Linked DNA regions of Mus musculus: region 1 is linked to region 2. Evidence: chromatin loops called from intact Hi-C (ENCODE). Cell type or tissue: gastrocnemius. All regions are shown on one strand.

What was found. A loop is a pair of places that touch in the nucleus more often than their neighbours do. Peaks named below come from ENCODE experiments on the same cell type or tissue, not always from the same donor. Only the 100,000 strongest peaks of a DNase experiment are listed, where the experiment ranks them.
Region 1: a loop joins it to region 2, with 4 times the contacts of the local background. A loop is called at or near these places in 12 of 42 quality-filtered maps.

The regions. Positions count from the first base shown.
Region 1 is chr10:37,392,779-37,400,778 of GRCm38, forward strand. No RefSeq gene overlaps it. Among named protein-coding and RNA genes, the nearest start is that of Gm31202, 32 kb to the left of the region's middle. In gastrocnemius, no CTCF peak of the experiment used is centred here; DNase peaks (open chromatin) are centred at 4,662, 7,619 and 7,835; H3K4me3 peaks cover 1,894 bases; H3K27ac peaks cover 3,623 bases.
Region 2 is chr10:37,132,822-37,140,821 of GRCm38, forward strand. It overlaps Marcks (myristoylated alanine rich protein kinase C substrate), which reads right to left and starts at 6,105. Exons shown (of 2, transcript NM_008538.2): 1 at 5,613-6,105; 2 at 422-4,114. The coding sequence starts at 5,714. The coding sequence ends at 3,287. It overlaps 5930403N24Rik (RIKEN cDNA 5930403N24 gene), which reads left to right and starts at 6,711. Exons shown (of 3, transcript NR_166104.1): 1 at 6,711-7,924. In gastrocnemius, a CTCF peak has its summit at 4,282 (motif pointing right); DNase peaks (open chromatin) are centred at 3,458, 4,309, 4,788, 5,054 and 6 more places; H3K4me3 peaks cover 7,077 bases; H3K27ac peaks cover 6,327 bases.

The sequences.
Region 1 (8,000 bases), 260 kb after region 2:
ATTAATTTCCTTCACTTAGTTCCTTCCTTCTAAAGGTACCACAGCCTCCCAGAACAATGCCACCACCTAGGGACCACTCATGAGCCTATAGGGGACATTGTATATCTAAACCATGAGAGTCACATATATAGTGTTTTAATTTAGTTGCCTCTCTACTACTGTGATGAGTCACTATGATCAAGGCAAATAATGAAAGAAAGAATCTACTGGGAGCTTATAGTTTCAGAAGATGGGTCCATGACCATCATAGCAGGGAGCATGACAGAAAGCAAGCAGGCATGGCACTGGAGGGGTAGCTGAGAGCTAACATTTGACTTAAAGATAGGGGTGGGGGAGAGAGAGAGAGAGAGAGAGAGAGAGAGAGAGAGAGAGAGAGCCAGAGCCAATTGGGAATGGTATGGGTTTTTAAAACCTCAAAGCCTACTCACTTTCCCAACAAGACCACATTGTCTAATCATGCTCAAACAGTTCTCCAGTTGGGGATCAGTCAAATACAAGCGTATATAGGGACCATTCTCATTCAAATCACTACATTTACTCAGTTCCACACTGAGATTATAGTCAAGGTTGGTATTGAAGCTAGAGTATAGGATTAGAAATTGCTTTGTTAGAAAATGCTTGAGGTGCTTGGTGTAGTGGCACATGCCTTTAAATCTATCCCTGTGGAGGTGGCAGGTGGATCTCTGAGTTCAAGGCCAGCCTGCCATCTACAGAATGTGTTCCAGGACAGCCAGGGCTACGTAGATCAACCTTATCTTGAAAAACTAAAACAAGTAAAAAGAAAGGAGATGCCTGAGGTTAGGATTATTAGGTCTTCTAGAATAGCATCAGAAGGGAAGAGATGCTTTTAGAATTTTGAAATTTACACATACATTTCAGATCAGATAGACCATCAAAAAGATGGCTAAGGTTGGGCACATAGCTTAGTAAATCATAAAATGCTGGTGTCAGTCCCAAACACTATGGAAATGAGGGATGGGATTGCATGTCTAGATCCAGCACTGGGGAGGTAGAGGCAGGAGAATAAAAAGTTGTCCTTGGTGACATAGTGACTTTGAGACTATCTTGGGTTGTATGAGACCTTATCTAAAAATAAATGATGGATTTATTTCTGAAAAGTTAATAATTGTTTGAAATCATATTTTACTATAATATTTTCTAAGGTTTACTCACCATCTTATTGCAATCGCCACTTGAAAATGATAGGTTTTATGCTTTTTCAGTTTAAAACATAATTTGATCTATTTTAATTCACAACAAAGGGTAAAACTATGGGATAAAAATCTAAAGAAAGTGCCAGTGGTTTCTTAATGGAGTGCTCTGGACATCTTCCAAGTAAGGACACTCCACCGGTAAGGATTCTTATAGTGATTCACAAGATGTGGCACCTTCCAACACATAAATTAAGATAAGTAAAAGAAATAACAACTAGTAGGACAAAGATAAAAGACCTAGCTCAATAAAAGGACTTGAAAGTAACAACAAACTTCACATAATATACATTAAGCATTCAAAACTTGATCTCTGAGTCCTATCTTCTTCAGTCAAGTTATGAGTAACTTCAAAACTTAGTCCTATAATTTATATAGGAAGATAAAAGACTGTGAAGAGAGAAAATAAAGAGTCAAGACCAAGTGAAAACAAAGTATTGTAAAAATATTGTCTAAAAAAACCCACTGGTTCAGAAAACACATAGATAAGTAGACAATGGGACAGGGTAAAGTGGGGAAAATAGGGAAAAATACAAATGGCTGAGATAACATTCTTCACATAAGGGAGAGAAAAATTAGCTTACACATGAAAGAAAATAATTTGGCATGACACACTGCATTTAAAGAGGAAAAGGAAAACAACCCCACTCTTCAATTGACTAATGGCCTACCTTTGAAAGGGAAAGCTCTAAAGCTTTTATGGAAGATAATACAGGAATTTATCTTTGTGATTTCATTTGTGGAGACCCCAGCAGTGCCTGAAACACAAATGAAAAGAAGAAAAGTTAGTGCACTCCTCAATATCCAAATATAATCTTTCTGCTTAACAAAGAACTCCACAAGCAAAGAGTAGGTGGATGTAGAATGGAAGGCCTTTGTGATGTGAAAACCGACAGGCGATAATTGCACTGGATACATACATGCTGGACCAATGCATCGATCTGCTGCTATCAAGCAAATGAGTCAGAAACTCTGTGAACCCGATAAAACATGAACAGAATATAGAAATGGAAGTTCACAAATGCATGGGGGTGAGAAGCAAATGAAGAATACAAATAGGAACAGATGTTTCCCAACAGTTATTCAAAATAGAACATCAGATCCTTAAAAATGCTGGGTACAGGATGGTAACCTCTCTTTGAGTAGTAATTTGGCAGTATTTAGTAAAATTGAATATTTGGAAACTATGATCCACCCACCCTTCTCCTGGTATGCACGAAGAGAGATGTGATGATCTACTACCCCCTCTCCTTGTATGCGCCCCAGAGAAAAATCTGTGATCCAACTACCCCATTTTGTATGTACTCCAGAAAAATGCTAGGCTCCAAGAGCCCCACTTCTGGTATGCACCCAGAGAACTTCTTCCCATCATTGAAAGACCTGTTTATTATCATGAGAAATTTGGTTTATTTTAAAAACATAAAAACATTTTACTAATATGTTTTTATTTTAATCCCAAGTGCGGAGATATGGGGCTGCTTTGGACCGGAGCAGCTGACTTTGCCATGTGCTTTACCAGAGGTGCGGTTTTGCCAGCTACAGTTAGCTTCTGCAGTTGTGTGATGTTTGAAATTCTGGGAACTTTTCAGAGGGTCTATAAATGCTAGGGCCTTGAGATGGGGTTGGGGGTGATTGTTGGTCATTCAGAGGATTTGGATACGGCTTCTTAGTAGTCACATTCAAAGAAGAAACAAAGAAGGAGAGAAATTAGTTTCAGGGATCTTTATCTCTTGATCCCCTCTCTCCTCCTTTCTCTCTTATCTAGTGATGGGGATGAACTGGCGGGTGGGTGAAATAAAGGGCAGGAAAAAGAAGAACCCACAAAGTAGTAAAGACCAATTACAGTTTATACTGCAGTTCTGCTTTTTATGCCAGGATTAGAGAGAACAATATGTGTTCATCAATAGAGGGATGTAAACCATGAGACCTAGGTTCATTCAAGCCATAGTCTTCCAGGAGGCCCTCAATAAAAATCAAATATATCTTCTACCATGCTTGGATTCTGAATTGAGGAATGAGAAAAAGAAAGTTGCTAGGCATTGGTAGACCACACCTTTAATCTCAGCACTCTGAGAGGCAAAGACAGGTGGATCTTTGTGAGTTCAAGGCCAGCCTGGACTACAACTCAAGTTCCAGAATAGCCAGGACTGTTGCACAGAGAAACCCTATGTCAAAAACAAAACAAAACAAACAAACAAACAAAAACCTGCGACCACCACCACCAACCAAACAACCAATCCAAATCTCCAAAACAATGGACTGTCTAAATGTTACCTTCGTTACTGATGGCAGCACTCTGCAGGTGTTTTAGAGAGGAAAAGGGTTAAACTGGAAAATAGAAGGCAGCACATCAATGCTGTGCCCAGTATCCTGGTGGATTTCATACCTGAGCAGGGGGTAGTGGGTGTACTGTCACAGTCAGGGCCCCTGAGAAGGGACAGAGCAGAGTGTGCTTATCAAGAAGTCATACACTCTCTTAGAACCATAATGAAAGACACAGAGGAAAAAAGGCTCTTCAGAGGAAGGTAGTATCTGGTGTGAGATCAAAGTGTCATGTTAGTGAAAAAAATGAGAGAATACAATTTATAGTTTACTATCACATGCAAATCAAAAGCTACACACAGAGCACAATTGAATACTAGGAATTTTTTAAAAAAGATATACACTTAAGAGAATTCATAGGTGGTAGGTTTGAAAGAAAGAAATTACATGCATTGTAAGCTTAGTTGTGTCTATGGAGACGTAGTTTTATTTATTTGTTTAAATAAAAGAGACTTACGCAGATAAAGGGAAACAGGGTGATTTGAAGTGATGTCAGTGGACAACTCCTTTCCTTACTAAGAAAACACCAAGAATGTAGAAACTACAGCACAGCAGTGCTTTAATATATATGACCAGAAACATCAGACAACAAGAAAAAAGACCGCAACAATAGGGTCAAATTTCCAATATGGACAAGATATTTGGGGACTTTCTAATGCCTAGAATCTTTTGACATGGTTCGTTCTCTCTTTATAAAAATCAAAGTTTAACGCGTAGCTTTTGGTCGAGCTGGAGAAGCGAATGGAAATCACACTTATAACCTCGGTGTCCTTTGAACTTCGGGTTATACTTTTCTCTTCCAGGTCCACTTTTTATCTAGCTCTCCGCTCCCATTTCTCACTAGTGATTATGAGATGTTGTGTTAAGTCAGTTCCTTTCCCAGAACTAAAACAGGAAGACAACCGGCTTTTCTATCTGTGTGGAATAAATATCATAAAAGAAATCTAGCAAACTGCACCTCCTTTCGTGGAGCTGGGTTGGGGATCCAGCCAGGGCGGGGCGGGTTAGACATGGCTTAGGAAGGACATGGCTGAGCCCAAGGCTGTCGCGGGTCTGCTAAACTGCACAGAGTGCCACTTGCAAAGTCCCTCTCTGCCCCATGGCGACAGATGGTCTTTCTTCTGCCTGTGTGTGTGAAGGGGGTGGGGAGTGGTCATAACAATAAGCAGCAGTAGCCACTTGACAGCTTCTTGCTGCCAGGAATTTGCATGGGGGTGGGGGCGGGGCGCTTGCTGCCATCTGGAGAACTTCAGCTCACTGAGGAAGAACCGGTGTCTCCGCCTGTATGCGCCCTAGTGGGTGTTGGGATCTGGGATCTGGACTCCCGGGGAAAGCAGAGAGCAAGAAGCAAATCCCCAGTGAGGCTTCTGCTGCTCTGGGGAAGAGAGACTGGACCTGCACGCTGGGCTGGCTGGGCGGAGGTTATGCCCACAGGTCTGGCACTTCAGAATGATTCAGGTCAGCCACGGTGTCGCCTTTGGAACATGGGTTTGTTTACCCACCAGTAGTTGGTGGGGGACATGTGGACTGGAAAAGAGGAAACCCAAACCTGTACCCCTTTCCCATGACCTCCGGAGGAAAGTTCAGTGAGGCAAAAGGCTGACCATACACCCCAGGGACGCTTTTCTCAGACCACAGTGCTGTGCATTATAAACACATGTGCAACTCATTTAATTAAACACATAACAGCTGCTGAGATGTTTGTGCGTTTAAAAAGCAAAATGTATTTTCAGTGCATTTTAAAAAATAAGTTTTTTTATTCGAAATACCAATTGAAACCATGTGGTCTCCTTTTTACTAAAAAAATAAAAATTTCTCCAAAATATGTTCAGTGGATATTTAAGATTTACTGGGATAAAAAAGGCAGCTTTAACAAAATATTATTGTGTTGGGGAATGTATTCTATAGCTAAAAAGAATTAACATAAAAAAGAATTAATATTATCAGCCCATGGGTTGTAGTTAATAGATAATCCCAAAGCTTTATAAGCTCTCGAATCTTCCAGAATCTCCAGCACCAAAAACAAATAAAAAAAAAAATACAAAAACCAAAATAACAACAAAACAAACAAGCAAGCAAAATACAATAAAGTTCCACATGGGAGAATAAAAAGACATGATCGGATATGTGTTAATTATGGGCTAATGAAATAAATGAGAGTAAATCTCTGTTTTCTGTGCTGGGATTTTCAGGGTGGAAACCATAATATTTCTTTTATTACCCCAGCGGCTAACCCAATTCCACTACGAAGGAGGAGCCTGTTTTTCAGCCTGAGTAGTGACAATGAACACAGGTTAATACTGACAAACCTAACACTAAGCCCACAGAAGTACTTGCAAGTGGCATCTGGAATCTAAGAGGTAAACCATCATGGTGAGACCAGCAAGTTCTCAGTAGCTGCCACTTCTGGTCCTCATCCAGCTAACCTGAATGTATGTGTGCCCCAATCTCTGAAACAATAAATTCTCTGAGTTTAGGATACTAACAGGTGAGCTTTTGGGTCCCATAAAGATGGCAGACATGAGTCCAGAATTTTTAAGTATTCAATCAAGGCAGCTTTCTAACTCGCTGAAAGCTATGTCTACACAGTGTGCAAATGCTAAGGCACACGTGTTTATAGGTACACTGCATTATTTCAGAGAATGTGAACTCTTTGCTCTGTGGTGGCTCAAGTTTGAAATTTATACTTCTTTAAAAACTTTTTTTTGGGGGGGTCTATGAAGTCTTAGCTATCCTGGAACTTGTATGTTAACCAGGCTGACCTCAGACTCATAGAGATCTGCCTGTCTTGGAGTCTAGAAAGCGAAGATTAAAGGAATATGCCACCATAGCCCACAAATTGATACTTTTGAGCTGGGCCAGACTTAGTGGCACATCTTCAAATCCTAGTATTTTGGAGGCAGGCAGATCTCTGTGAGTTTTGAGTTTAAGGCCAGCCTGATTCACATAGTGAGCTATAAGCAAGTTAGGGTTACATAGAGAGACTTGTCTCAAACAAACAAACAAACAAATCTTTTAAATGCAATTGGCCTACATTTTTAGGTAGAGTTAATGACTTAATTTGGTATTGATGGGGCTTATAAAATAACTATGAACACCATTCTATCATAGTATTTCATGAACCATTCAAGTTTATGAGAATGAACAGACAGACAGAGGCACCTAGGGTGTGACATTTAAGACTCAATCTGGTACAAGAATGAATCAAACTGTAACTTTCCTCGAACCCCTTGAATTAGATGTTCTACAGAAGGCCAACCAAAGGCTTAAAAATCTAATTACGTTCTGAACCTAAATTTATTAGTTGAATGGTTACCATGGGGATCATTTTCACACCATATTGCTTCCCAAATGTACACACAGAATTAGGGTGCTAGTTAGCTAAGTATGTTATGAGCCTTCACTCTGCAAAGATCTTATGTGGCAAAAAGGGGCACCCATTTCTTTCCAGAAAAGAAAGAAAAGGTAATGTCTCAGTCCTGGCAACAGTTAATCCATGGGATAAAATAGTGTTTGAATATATTTCTTCCTCTAGGAAATATATTGACTCACTGTTCTTAAAAATTATTAGTTTGTTCTGTATAGTTTCATAAATTTTTAAAATAACTTTTCAGGTTTCTTCTTCCAGTATTTGAATTCCTCAAAGAAGCACAGATCTTTCTCCTATCACTCCCAACCCTTTCCAGTTTCATGATTGAACATTTTTACATTCAGTAGGGGAAAAAATGAACCTAATATTATAATGATTACATATCCCATGTTCTCATACACAGGTAATAAATACAGAAATCAAGGATAAGATGCTGTTAGTCACTTTTAAGTGCTTTCCCAGTTTGAAAGATTTTATGCACTCATAGAAATGTTTTCCTTTCTGCCTCACTGGGTTGCACTTTTGCTTTGATATCTGAGAAAGACGAGGAGGGTAATGAAATATATCTCTTGAGCCAAGAAACTAGAGAAAAATCATAATTTTAAGAAAAAAATGGTGGCGATGTTTAAATAGATTACATTTCATCTGGCTGCTCTTAATTACAGCTACCCGCCCACAAGCTGTTGCAAAGGTCCCCTGGAGACAACTTCCAAGCTATTTATGGGCTCTTCAGAGGAGAAGCTATGAGAATGTCTTTTTCATGCTATTCTCTTTAAACTTTCATTTTCAATAGCCCACAATTAGCTCCCTGGAATGAGGATGTATATTGGGCTAAATATGCAGGGGTCATAATTTTCTGACCTACTTCCTCCTTCACGTCCAAATAATGTGGAAGGAATTCATTCCAGATCCTGTTTGTCTGCCGTGCTAATTCACAATGACATCTCAGCTCTCTTGATTTCAAAGCGTCCTGTGATTTTTAAAGTAGCAATTTCCTATTTGAAGGAATCCATTACCGTGCCAACAGGAATGTTGGTTGAGTGGAATTGCTCTCTCCACTAGTCAGTTACATGAAGAAAGTTTAACTTAGGGATGAG
Region 2 (8,000 bases):
AACTGGGACCAACTCCTAAGGGATCTATTTAAAGGGAGTTCAGCGGTGCTTGGTGGCACGCTACTGGAATCCTAGCTCAGGCAGCAGGGTTGTCAGTTCAAGACCAACCTGAATGGTATCATGAGCCTGTCTCGAGGAACTAAACTAAGAGTTCAGAAAGCACTGTGCCCCAACTCCTTAACCTGATCAGCAAGGCTCACTTAACTTTATATCCATATTTGGAAAAAACATGAATGAATTGCTAAGTTTTGCCTTAGCCAATAACTCAATGAGTAAGGCCTCACATTCTAAGTACAGTATCAAGCATGTGTCCTCTAAATCCTAAATTGAGTTATAGAAACACCTTGAAACAGTTATTTCCCCTAAAACTTGAATTAAAACATAAAATCTGTAAAAACACCCTACTTTAGTAGGCTTGATTATATCAACTGGTAAAACTTTATTTACAAGCAATAGGAATTGGACCAAATGATTCTTATAATCCAGAGTGTTCATAACCACAGCAAAGGCCACTGCACACACTGCCAATACAGACTTAATAACACGATTCTCAACTGTACAAGAGTTATTTATTTTCCTTAATCTCAAAGCTATTTTTAGTAGTACAAAAAAGCCATATTAACATTTTTTTTTCCATTAGAAAACAACAGGATGTACAAAACTTTGGATGAAAAGTATGTCAAATTGCATTTAGCCACTTGGAGGAAAATCCACCGCTCCATCAATACCACCCAAAGTGTTTTAGGCAGTGATTAAAATCAAAATAATGCATCTTAATAAATCTCAGCTGTTAAAAGAACAAACCTAGCAATATAGAATACTTTTCTACACAGTATTTTTAACTACTCAGTTCAGGAGTTATTTTTTTAAAACCCATTTCAGTTAAGTCCTACTACATACCAGGCACCATATCTGGCCAACTAGGGGTTCTCAAACAAGTTGGTTAAAGCGGGAACGACCCACCACTCAGTCCTTTGGTTACCAGGTTTGACTTTAATCTTCCAAAACCTCAAGAAACTCAGGGTCAAGTTTATTCTTTCAAGTGTTACTTGGTTTTATTATCAGGGAGGATATTTAGAAAGAAAAGTATCCATTAATTTTGATCTATTATTTCAATTAGAGGAACATTATTGAAAGGCTAATGCTGTTATCTCTTTTTTTAATACGATGTAATATTGAGGTGCCACCAGAGTGGTTCAACTTTACCCTGAACTCCACCCTGCACTCTACTCAAGAAAAGAGCACAACAGGTAGACTATTTTGCATTTAATAAAGCAATGGTAAAAAATAAAAAGAATTCAGTTTAGGGTCCAGTAAAGTAAAAATATCCAGTTATGAGATGGAAAATAAGCAGAAAGTAAACTAGTAAGAGTTAATATATAAAGGATTATCTTTTCATTTGAATAAAAGATGCTAACACTTTGACTAAAAAACAAAAACAAAACCAAGCTTGCAGCTATGCTAATGGCCCAAACTGACAATAAGTCCATTCAACACCATTACTTCCTTATAGAAACCTGTCCATGAAGTATAGCATATCAGTTCAAGAACACTTTGGAAACGAGCCAAACGCTAAGGCTTATACTACATAAACCATCAACATTTAAACAGGTTTGGCCATCTTTTCATGACTTATGTGCAGTCTGAACTCCACATTCTTCCTGATTATAAAATGTAACTTTCTGGACCTGCAATGACAAGGAAACAGTTTATGAAATAGTCTCATAAGACATTTGAAAGTCTTAGGGTCAAGCCACTTTTGTCTTAAAGGACTTATTCTCGCATGCTATAACTAAAAGCAGGTAAATGGTAACAACTGACACAGTATAAGATCTTCCTACATACTTAATTTGACACTGATTATGAATTTCTGAGCTTGAAAACTTCTTATCAAAAACCACAGCCAAATGTACTTTTGATGGCATGCAAGGCCTTCCTAAAAAATTAATCTAAGACCTAGAAGTCAGCCTCAGAACATAAAAAAACACAACAAATTTGTACATTTTATTCACATTTATTTTTTTGCTTTTAGTGTGCTCACAGAAAATTAGAACACCTTAAGCAGGAGTTGAATAGCAATGCTTGTAAGCAACGTTACATTCCAGCTCTATGTCAAATTGGTCAAAGCTCCTCCAGTATTTACAAAACACGAGAGACGAGATGCTACACAAAACCATTGCATCTGAAGATCTGTTTCTCCTTTATTCTCAAAGACAACTGGAAAGGAAAGCATTGTCTGCTGTAATCAAAAAACATACCACAGTATAAACAGTAACCATTCCACGTATCACAGCTTGGTTGAGTTTAAAATTTTGTGTTTAAAAGGTCCAAGATGACTGCAGTTTTACAAAAATGGGCAGGGTGGAGACTTGCAAACTTCATGTGCTTCTGAAGGATATCAAGATTTGTTTTTATACAATAGTCACAGTTAAAAACACCCTGCTGGTAATACATAATTACACTTTATTAAGGTCATAAACCAGCAATAAACAATAAAGCCTATACAACTTGTAGTTCTACTTAATCACTGACTGGTACAGCTAACATGAGATAAGCAGGAAGTTCCTATGGTTTACATGAACTCCTAAGACTATGATCTTTTTTTTTTTTTTTAAATCTGGGTATTGGTGTTTTTATTTTTTTCTCTTTCCTTCTTATTCAAAACGTGTAGTGTTGTAAACCTGCCTCACAAAATACATCGTAATAATTTTTCTTTAAAAAAAAAAAGAAAGAAAGAAAGAAAGAAAGAAAGAAAGAAAGAAAGAAAGGACAAGAACCCTAAGCCTTTACACCCACCACCATTTTAGTGGCATATTATCTTGGCAATGTTATGCACTGCTTCAATTTCCCATAGTGGCCCCTATCACTTCATTTGTTATTCCTTTTGACCCACCCATCTCCTTCATATATGGGTATGTCTATAGATCTGACAAAGAAAGTTTACACTTTTTTAATAAAGATGCAAAGTATGCAAAAAACATTAATACTGATGCCAAAAAAAAAAAAAAAAAGTAAAAGTAAAGAAAGAAGGCAGAGGAAGCTGTCTAACACGTCCTCGGCCTGTCGGAATGGTGGAAACAACTATCTGAGATGGGATCTGTGGGGAAGGGGGCTTAAAAAAAACAAAAAACAAAAAATTTGCTGCTTAAAAAAAATGTGAAATTTAAAAAAAAATCTTTAAAATCAATCCCTGGTTGTAGACAAGTTCTCCAAAACCAGTACCTGGCACCACTCCAACAAACAAACTGGGGGGAAAAGTTCTTGAATTGCGTGAGGGCTCTGGAGCTTACTCGGCCGTTGGCGCGGGGGGCGCCTCCGGACTGCACTCGGGCTGCGGCTCCGGCGACGCGGCGGGGGCTGCGGACGCCGCGGCCTCGTCGGTGGCAGCGGGCGCCTCCTGCTCAGGCCCTGCGGCGGAGGACGCATCGCCCGCGGTGGCGCCGGGCGCGGGCTCCTCCGCCTTCTCCCCCGCCGCCTCCGACTGCTCCTCCGCCTGCGGCTCCTCCGCCGCGGGCTGCTCCGGCTGCTCCGGCTGCTCGGGCTCCGCCGCCTCGGCCTCCCGGGGCTCTCCGCCCGCCGCGCCCTCGGCGCCCGCCCCGCCTGCCTGCTCCCCGGGGGCCGCGGCCCCCTCGCCGCCCGCTGCGGCTGCAGCCTCGTCCTTGGCGCCTTCCGCGGTCGCTCCCTCTGCTTCAGCGCCCTCGCCCGACTCCTTCTTGCTCTTCTTGAAGGAGAAGCCGCTCAGCTTGAAGGACTTCTTGAAGGAAAAGCGCTTCTTTTTTTTTTTCGGGGTCTCGCTGCTGGGCGACGGCGCGGCCCCGTCCTCCGCCTTGGGCGACGACGTGGAGGAGGCGGACGCGCCCTCGGCCTCGGCGGCCGGGGAGCTGGGCTCGGCGGGCTCGGCCTCCGCAGCCTCCTTGTCGGCCGCGCCGGCGCCCGGCTCGGTGGCCGCGGCAGCCTCATCCTTTTCGGCCGCGGCGGGGGTCGCGGCACTGCCGCTCGCGGGCTCCTCCTTGTCGGCGGCCGGGGCGCTGCCGTTGGCTTGCAGCTCCTCCTTGGCGCCCGGCTCGGCGGCGGCGGGAGACGCGTCCCCGTTCACTTTTACGTGGCCATTCTCCTGCGGGGCAGAAAGAAAAAGACGGGGGCGTCACTCGGAGCGACCGACCCGCGCGGGGCAAGCTTCCGTGCCCGGCGGCCGGGGAGTGGACACAAGTCGCCCACATTCTGAGGCCTGCATCAGGTTCCCTTCCCTCCGCCTCGAGCAACGGGAGCTCCCGGGGCTGCGCGTTCCCGGGTGGCGCCGGCAGGGGGCGCTGCTCCTCCACCGCGCGGAGCGCAGCGGGGCGCGGGCGGGAGGGCGCCCAGGGGCGGGGCCACCCCACCCTGCCTAGCCGGGCCCTGCCCGCAGGCCGAGGCGCCCCCGAGCTGGGGATCGCGCAGCCCGGGAGTCCGCAAACAAAGCTCAGGTGGCTGCCCCGGTCGGCCTCTCCGAGGCTCGGCAACCAGCAGGGCTGGGGAAAACCCATTATGTCTGAAGTCTGGCCTCCGCTTCCACGCCCACCTTCGCCCATCATTCTGCAAATTGGGGTGCGCCCGGGCAGCTCCTTTTTGCATTTTTAACGGGTTTAAAGGCTCTTGACAGAGCACGTCTTGCCCCGGTAGGTTTAGAGCAGGCCTTTTTTTTTTTTTTTTTTTTTTTTTTTTTTTTTGGCTCTAGGAAAAGAGGCGTGGTGGGTGCTCGCTGTTTGGAAAGCAGCCACCCATGGCCGACCTCTTGAGCCCACCCAACCATGGCTCTCTGCCTGGGTCGCAGCAGCACTGAGGCAATCCTCGAGGGTGGCCAAGGTGCCACTCACACGAACAGTCCAGACCAAAACACCAGAACTGCTCCCTTCTTGGCAGGCAGGAAAGGGTCTTCAAAAACCCACTGAGAATTCCCACCACACCAGGATACCATTTGAAAAGTCATATGGGTGTGTAATTACACAGCTACCAAAGGGGGAGGGGAAGGGCCATCGCAAAGGCACTTGGAAAAGCTGCCTGTCCGGCTCTAACCAGCCACCTTTCCAAGAACCCGAGGCATACTGCCTCTGGATACAATAAGACAAGCCTTCTCAGCTTGCCTTTCTCCACCGCCATCCGCGTTGGCTCCCCCCTTCCTACACACACATACACACGCGCGCGCACACACACAACCACACCAGAAATCTCAAAGACGACCCAATCTCGACAATAAATACGTGAGCCACCCAAACACCACTGTGGCCCCAAATACAAATGCAACCTGGAGGGGCGTTGGGGGGGGGGTGCATCTAACTAGTCACGTTCAGCCAATCTCCAAACCACGCCATTTTAGACGATTTATCACTCTTCCTCCGGTCTACTCAAGAATTGGCCAGGATCCTTAGGAACCACTCCTTTGGGGTGGGGGTGGAGGGTACCCTTCCTATGAAAAATTGACAATTTAGGCTATCATTACCCATTCAACTTTCAGACTAGAATCTGGCTAGGCTCCCCTCCCTCGAATGCATCTCGGGCGCGACCAGAGGGAAGACGAGGCGTCCAGATTAGAGAAAGACACCCAAGAAATGCCAAGAACCACAGGTAGAATTTACCTGCCCATTTGCTTTGGAAGGCGACGAGGCCACAGCCGCCTCCCCGGGCCTCTCGGCGGTGGCTTCTCCCTTCGCTGCGGTCTTGGAGAACTGGGCACCCATGCTGGCTTCTTCAACAAAGAAACTCAACAGATCCAAGAGAGGAAACAAAGAGCCTTCGGTTGGTGTAACGACGGGGCGAGCAGCAGCAGCAGCAACAGCGGCGGCGGCACACACACCGGAGGGAGGGGGTGGGGGTGGCGAGGAGGACAGAAGAGACCCGATTAAATACTCCGGATAAAAAATTTTTAGTCGAAGAGATCAAAAAAGCAGCAGCGCAGGAAGGAGGGAAAAAGGTGGAAAAGTCGAGCACAAAAAAGGAGCCCAAGTGTAGTTTTTTTAAAAAAAGAAGTAATAAAAAAAAATCCCAGATTTGTAGCCGCACTGTAGACAAGAGGAAAATGGAGAAATCTCCCTGGTTGCTAATAAGATGCGGGGTCCAACGCCCAAGTGCACAGATGAATGGGCTCGCGGGCGCTGACGCGGCCCCCGCGCGCGCTGGCCAATCCGCGCGCCGCACACAAAGCAGGGGGCGGGGCCTGCGCTCCGGGCGAACAATGGAGCCGCGCTTTGCAAACGGTTTGAAAATCAGCCTCAGACCAAGAATTAATGTCTTCCAAATAAATAAATCAATTAAAAAATACGTGCTTCTCGTCTCCCTCGGCCTGAAAATAATAATGCATGTCTTGATTGGCTTGCTTTGTTTGGAATTAATTAACGCGGGAGGGGGTACTTATGGATGGGGGCGGAGAAAGCTTTAACTTGACTCGCATTGACTCTTGCCGGTCTATATCCGCGTCTGTCTCTAGCCATTCTCTCCCCTCCCCCATCTTTCCCGTGTGTTTACGTGTATAAGTGTGTATACGAGTGTTAAAGACAATGGGTAGGATTTGTGTGCTAGCAGCATTTTTTCCCTCCGCACTCCATAAGGGTTTCACAGATAGTGCGCAAGGATTTTTTTTTTTGGGGGGGGGTGTTTCTTTTTTTAAAAAAACTGCTGCAATTGTTAAATCGTCCCACACTGAAAGGTATTTAAACCACGAAGATCGAATTTCATCTAGCAAGATCTCCAGTTGGAATTAGGTCTGTAGGCCAGATGTGGGAAACGCAAAAACAGCAAACAGCCTAAGCCATGCTCGTTCCTTTCTCTCCTAGAGGCGTGAAATAAAATATTTTGAAATTGGTCCTTGGAGCACCTCAAATCGCGTCTCTCCAACTATTCCAATTACCGATCACTTTTCCACAAAACATTGTGAGGACCATTTTCAGAAGATCGAAACTTGCTAGCATGTTATCACTGTAAGAAACGACATCATTAATTTTCCTCTGTGGTAAAACTAGACCGAGCCTTGAGTGTACGAATCCATATTTACAGTTGGGAGGCAGCTACTCTCGTCGACACGGGTTGTTTTCCTAGCCTGCTGCCAACATCGGAGGGACTCTCATTTTGAACTTGTCTGTGCACAGCATCAAGTGTGCTCCTGGAAGAGAGGCAACAGCGAGGAAATCCTAAAAGACCGAGTCCTAGTCTCAGAAGAAATCGCCTGCAAGGTTGAGAGACAGAAAGAAAATCCCTGGAGACTCCACGTCTAACCCAGGCTAAAGGCAAAGCTCTACAGCGGTGTGTAGGATATCTCTCTCGTTCGCTACAGCCCTTGCCACCGAAGTACCAGACGCTTTTAGTGTGTGAAAGACCAGGCGTTGATTTAATGTATCTGGAAGGGAGAGGGGATAGAGGATGCAACTTAATAAATATTCCTCTAGTCTCGCTCATGAAAACATCCAAAACATCTTTCGGCGTTTGCATTTAATGACTGCAACGTGAACGATGGAGGCGAGAAGCAGTCGAGGGAATGGCTCGTTTCTCTTAGTGTTGGCTCGGAATTGTCAAACAGTTACTTTCTGTTCATTGTAGGGAAATAGGTCACACTTTGAGTGAAAAGGACAGTTGGTTCAAGCCAATAACCCTTTGTTCAAGTGCTGTTTGACAGTCCCTGAGCAGAACATCGTTGCGTGAAGTTTCATCTCCTGTCCAGTACCTTTAGATACATTATTAAATCCCAAAGTCATATTCCACGGAGCGCCTGGAAGGAATATTTCGTCGAAACGCGTCTTGCCAACCAACGTGTTAGCACCCGTAAGGAAGCCTGCTGGACTGGCCCGAGAACCCGGCCGCCAGGATGGACACGAATCCCTCATTAGCAGTTCCAACTTGAAAAGTCAACTGGGCTGGTCCAACACCACCATCCAGGAGATTCCCAAAGGCTCAAAAGGCAATCTGTGCACCCACCCCACGGGAACCTTGCCCCTTCCTCTGCGTCTCCCTCCGGTTTTAAATTGGGATGATTG